2 separate regions of the Homo sapiens genome follow, and region 1 is linked to region 2. Evidence: read pairs that join two places in POLR2A ChIA-PET (ENCODE). Cell type or tissue: Caco-2. All regions are shown on one strand. Links, peaks and the distances in the headings refer to the core of each region. The heading gives the core; the rest is flanking DNA.

What was found. ChIA-PET counts read pairs that join two places held together with the same protein. Peaks named below come from ENCODE experiments on the same cell type or tissue, not always from the same donor. Only the 100,000 strongest peaks of a DNase experiment are listed, where the experiment ranks them.
Region 1: POLR2A ChIA-PET joins it to region 2 with 5 read pairs; 4 of 35 experiments call an interaction of 5 or more read pairs at or near these places.

The regions. Positions count from the first base shown.
Region 1 is chr2:135,849,812-135,852,732 of GRCh38, forward strand. It overlaps MCM6 (minichromosome maintenance complex component 6), which reads right to left. Exons shown (of 17, transcript NM_005915.6): 13 at 1,591-1,752. Among named protein-coding and RNA genes, the nearest start is that of LCT, 14 kb to the left of the region's middle. In Caco-2, for the core only: no CTCF peak of the experiment used is centred there; DNase peaks (open chromatin) are centred at 1,220 and 1,630.
Region 2 is chr2:135,733,525-135,736,445 of GRCh38, forward strand. No RefSeq gene overlaps it. Among named protein-coding and RNA genes, the nearest start is that of UBXN4, 6.9 kb to the right of the region's middle. In Caco-2, for the core only: no CTCF peak of the experiment used is centred there; no DNase peak of the experiment used is centred there.

The DNA.
Region 1 (2,921 bases), core at 118-2,617, 120 kb after region 2:
TAATGGGAGAATTTTTTATAATCTTAGAGTGAGAAAGGCCTAACAAAAGTTTTTTTAATGGATGAAGATTATGAACATATGAGACAGAAATAGCTCTTAAATATATGCAGATACTAAATTTCATTCAGAAAATATATTTGTGTATATAATTTATGTGCATATATTTTAATATCATGTGAATCTGCTATTTGAAGACTAATTTTTAAAAATAGAACAAAATAAAAATCAATTAGAGACTGCCCTAAGACATGTACCAGTTTTATGCAACTCATTTCAGGAACTATCACAATGAAAAAAAAAGTACAAATGTTAGCATGGTTTTAGAATGACCTTGTCCCAGGGTATCTTGCCTATCCAAATTCTGCACACCCTTCAGTGACTGGGTTTAAACGTCGGCACCTCCCTGAGTCCTCCTCCTTCTTTGGTAATAAAGTAATTCATCTCAGCACTCTGGTTGTGATGCTCTATTCTCCCTCTCGTTTTTTTTTAATTTCCAACTTATATTTTAGGTTCGGGGGTACACATGCAGGTTTGTTACATAGGTAAACTGTGTGTCATGGGGATTTAGTATATAGATTATTTCATCACCCACTCTATTTTTTACATGCTTAATTAAATACATGTCTCGTTCCCACCAGATTAGCAGCAATGGAAGGCAGGGGCTCTCATTCATTTTTTGTCCCCTACAGGTGTTCCCTAAATATTGGGTGAATCAAAGAATATTAAATAACCTAGTGTGAAAGTACTTCGTCAATAGTAAAGTACCATATCAAAGAATTTGAAAATTTAGTGGAAAAAAGCCAAAAAATTAACCTGTGGGATAAAAGTAGTGATTGAAGTCGGAACAGTGGTTACTTCAGGGGAAGAGGGCTAAGACTGAAAAGAGGCAGGGGTTTGGAACTTTCTGAAATTATGGAAATGTTTTGGATCTTGAGCTGGGTATTCACAAGGATGTATGTGAAAAAACTCACCATGCCATACATTTCCCTTTTTATAAATTATACCTCAGTCACACTGTAAAAAAAAGCCAAACCCCCTTTTCAAAGACGACCTTACATCAAACCTATTAATAAAACTAGGAAAACGCAGGGCTGCTTTGGTTGAAGCGAAGATGGGACGCTTGAATGCCCTTTCGTACTACTCCCCTTTTACCTCGTTAATACCCACTGACCTATCCTCGTGGAATGCAGGGCTCAAAGAACAATCTAAAAATCAAACATTATACAAATGCAACCTAAGGAGGAGAGTTCCTTTGAGGCCAGGGGCTACATTATCTTATCTGTATTGCCAGCGCAGAGGCCTACTAGTACATTGTAGGGTCTAAGTACATTTTTCCTGAATGAAAGGTATTAAATGGTAACTTACGTCTTTATGCACTCTATAAACTATGACGTGATCGTCTCCGTCTAACAACTACACTCAAATGCTTACCAAGCTCTTTAAAGGGAAGAATTCCATGGTCGTATGAGCATTCAACAGTTACATAAAAATGTATTTGCAGTGAATTCTAGTATGTCCCATACCAAAGATTAAAAACATGCAACAAATCTGTTTATCTCTGCTCTCATCATATCAAAGTGACTCTGATACCTCATCACAGCAGTGCATCCGAGCCATAGCTTCAGAGAGACGAATCATGCTCTCAAGCTGTCGCACTGTAATCCTCCATGAAGACTTGGTCACTCCAGAACCATCTCTCTGGCGGAGATGTTTATATTGCTCCACAATGAAGTCCTCTGACTCTTTGGAAATCTGTTTCAGATCATCACTCAAGTTAGAGAAACATTTCTATTTGATGAGAGCTACGGTAAACCTAAGTTTAAGAGCCTTCCAGGTGGAAACATTTAGGGAACCTGAGAGGGTTGAAACTTTGAGAAGCCAGTGACAATAAATTACTATTGTAATGTCTTTCAAAAGAAACTAATATTAAGGAGGCTTGTGAATTCCATGTTACTAATTTTATGAACCTGAAAAAAGGCTTAGTATTTAAGCAAATGACCATTTCTAAAAGCTGCTTAACAAGCTGAAGCAATGGAACAAGATGTAATGTCTTTTACACCTCAGGATGTCAGTGCTCATTAAATAAATTAATGCTCAGTATTTGAGGCTCAATTAATTAACTCACACTCTTTGCAGGGAAAAAAAAGCTGTTTCAATAAACTTTATATCTAAAGGATCCTCAGCTTTTCAGAGCAAGGAATTCACCATATTAAGGAAGCATGCCAAGGTTACAGAGGGATCAGTATATCAGTATGCAGTAATGGAGAACAGATGCTCTTTTTTACACAAGAATCACCCATAATCCTTAGTTTTAAATGATTAAATTTCTTTGGGACAGTGAGAGCCAACTGCAATCTCATGAATAATCAAGTGAAGATGATAAATGATCAATACCTAGTAACACCTTCCAGAAGTCAAGTTAGCCAACAGTGTGAAAATCTCAACCAGAATGAGTATTTTTTTTCCTTTTCATACCCTATTTTGGGAAAATGCCAAGCATTTGGGGGTTTATGTCCAGGTAAGAATCCTGGGTCCAGAACAGAGTTAGTCCAATACAATGCATCAATCACTGTAAAACAGTAATTTATATTTATCATAATGGCCTAGATGAATCCAATGTTTCCTTCAAAGAAAGATTCAACTATTGATTTAGGCGCATAAACAATTTTAACGTTCTTAGTAATGTTTGAAATAAAAGAATGTTCTAGATTATCCAGTTATCCAAAACTCTTCTCCCATACAAATCTTTTTATTACCACCAAACAAATAATGGAATTATTCAGAATTTTTTTTACAGTTCCCTTTCTCAGCCCTCTCTGAAAAAACAAATTGCTGTTCCAGAAAAAAAAAAAAAGTTGTAAAATTTAGGAACTAAGGTAGATGACAGGTTCAGTTAATTTCCATATAACACACTTACTTAA
Region 2 (2,921 bases), core at 130-2,629:
TTCATGTATCAATCTCTCTCACTGACTAGACTACAGGCTTTTTGAGGACAAAAATAGTATTATTGTCAATGAATTAACCAATAGTTCAATCTCAGCACCTAATCTATAGCCTGTCCTGAAACAGGCATTCAAAGTTTTAATAAGTGAAGGGAGAGGCCGGTCACGGTGGCTCACACCTGTAATCCCAGCACTTTGGGAGGGGATTACAGGAGGATCACTTGAGATCAGGAGTTCGAGACCAGCCTGGCCAACATAGTGAAACCCAATCTCTACTAAAAATACAAAATTAGACAGGCATGGTGGCACACACCTGTAATTCCAGCTACTTGGGAGGCTGAGGCAGGAGAATTGCTTGAACCTGGGAGGCAGAGCTTGCCGTGAGCCAAGATTGTGCCACGGTACTCCAGCCTGGGCAACAGAGCGAGACGCCGTCTGGAAAACAAAATAATAATAAGTGAAGGGAGACAATTCCATGCAAGAGTGAACCACGCAAGAGGCAGCATGGTGTGAACAAAAACAGAGTTGGCAAAGAGTATGCCCTGGTAGGTGAATAATAGTATTGTCGGTTTAGAGGACCCAAGTGGGCAAAGAGAAGAAATGAATGTTGGAAAAGCAGGTTGGAGCCAGACTGCAGAGGATTTTGAATGGCTACAAACTTTGTTTTTGGAGGCACTACAGATGCACTGAAGTTTTGTTTTGTTTTGTTTTGTTTTGTTTGAGACACAGTCTCACTCTGTCGCCTAGGCTGGAGTGCAGTGGCATAATCTTGGCTCACTGCAACCTCCGCCTCCTGGGTTCAAGCGGTTCTCCTACCTCAGCCTCCTGAGTAGCGTGATTACAGGTGCACACCACCATGCCCGGCTAATTTTTGTATTTTTAGTAGAGACGGGGTTTCACCATGTTGGTTAGGCTGGTCTCGAACTCCTGATCTCGTGATCCACCGCCCCCCCTCCCTGACCTCCCAAAGTGCTGGGATTACAGGCATGAGCCACCATGCCCGGCCGGCACTGAAGATTTTTAAGCAGAAACATGCTAAAAATCAGGGAAGATGGATATGACATAATTGTGTGAGATAGACTGGAGAGAAGACAGAGTAGTTACGAAAGCTGTATGAATCTTTCAGGCATCAGGTGATTAGGTATGTCTCTCAGCTGGGTTCACAGAAACAGACTGAGAAGATCTGCTTGCAGGAGGTTGATAGGGAGTGAGCTACATGGGAAATAACATTGGTGAGATGCACCCAAAGAGAGACGGAGATGGGAAGCCCCTCAGAAGACAAAATGAGGCAAGGGGCCCAGGCCTTTGTGTCCTCAGTGAAGCACCACTCCTGGAAAGGACACACTTTGGATATTCTCAACTGCTGGGGAGAGAGAGTGCCAGGGTCCTGAAGATGGGGCACTATGGTATCCATTACAGTAGAAATTAAAAGGATTTAAGATTAACACAAAACAATTGGAAGGCTGCTGTGACTGGTTTCATACAAGTAAAGGGAAGACTCTGGCTTCACTCTATGTGACAGAAGACACAAGGGTGTGTTGATTTGAGAAGGGATAGGGATATGTTCTTTTTTTTTTTTTTTTTTTGAGACAGTCTCTGTAGCCCAAGCTGAAGTGCAGTGGCACGATCTTGGCTCACTGCAACCTCTGCCTCCCTGGCTCAAGAGATTCTTGTGCTTCAGCCTCCCGAGTAGCTGGGACTACAGGCGCCTGCCACCATGCCTGACTAATTTTTTGTATTTTAGTAGGCATGAGGTTTCACCATGTTGCCCAGGATGGTCTTGAATTCCTGAGCTCAGGCAATCCGTTCCCCTTGGCCTCCCAAAGTGCCGAGATTATAGGCGTGAGCCACCATGCCCGGCCGAGAGGGGTTATGTTCTAATTGAATTTTATAATATCAGATTTCAGGACTCAAGAATCTTTTCCATAATCTCTGACTGCTTTCCCTCCCAGAAAGCATAACGTTTTGTTATTTTATTTTATTTTATTTTTTGAGACAGAGTCTCGCTCTGTCGCCCAGGCTGGAGTGCAGTGGCGGGATCTCAGCCCACTATAGCCTCCTCCTCCTGAGTTCAAGCGATTCTCTTCCCTCAGTCTCCCGAGTAGCTGGGATTACAGACGTGTGCCACCATGCCTGGCTAATTTTTGTAATTTTAGTAGAGATGGGGTTTCACAATGTTGGCCAGGCTGTTCTCGAACTCCTGACCTCAAGTGATCTGCCAGCCTCGGCCTCCCAAAGCGCTGGGATTACAGTTGTGAGCCACCGTGTCTGGCCACGTTTTATTTATATTTATTTATTTGTTTATTTATTATTTATTTTGAGACGGAGTTTCGCTCTTGTCACCCAGGCTGGAGTGCAATAATGCGATCTCAGCTCACTGCAACCTCCTCCTCCCGGGTTCAAGTGATTCTCCTGCCTCAGCCTCCTGAGTAGTTGGAACTGTAGGCGCCCATCAACACGCCTAGCTAATTTTTGTATTTTTAGTAGAGACAGGGTTTTGCCATGTTGGCCAGGCTGGTCTTGAACTCCTACCTCAGGTGATCCACCTGCCTCGGCCTCCCAAAGTGCTGGGATTACAGGCATAAGCCACCACGCCCAGCCAGCATTTTAAAACTCCATATTGCTGACCTGTTTCCTGCCCACTCTGAGCCCTCCAGGCCATTGCCTCCCCTGTACCATTTTATTTGTTTGTTTTTTTCTCCTTTCTGCATTTCTTTCCCTCCCCAACTTATTTATTTATTTATTTATTTATTTATTTATTTATTTATTTATTTATTTATTTTTGAGACCAAGTCTCACTCTGTTGCCTAGGCTGGAGTGCGGGGTGTGATCTCAGCTCACTGTAACCTCCGCCTCCTGGACTCAAGTGATTCTCATGCTTCAGCCTCCCGAGTAGCTGGGACTATAGGCATGAGCCACCACGC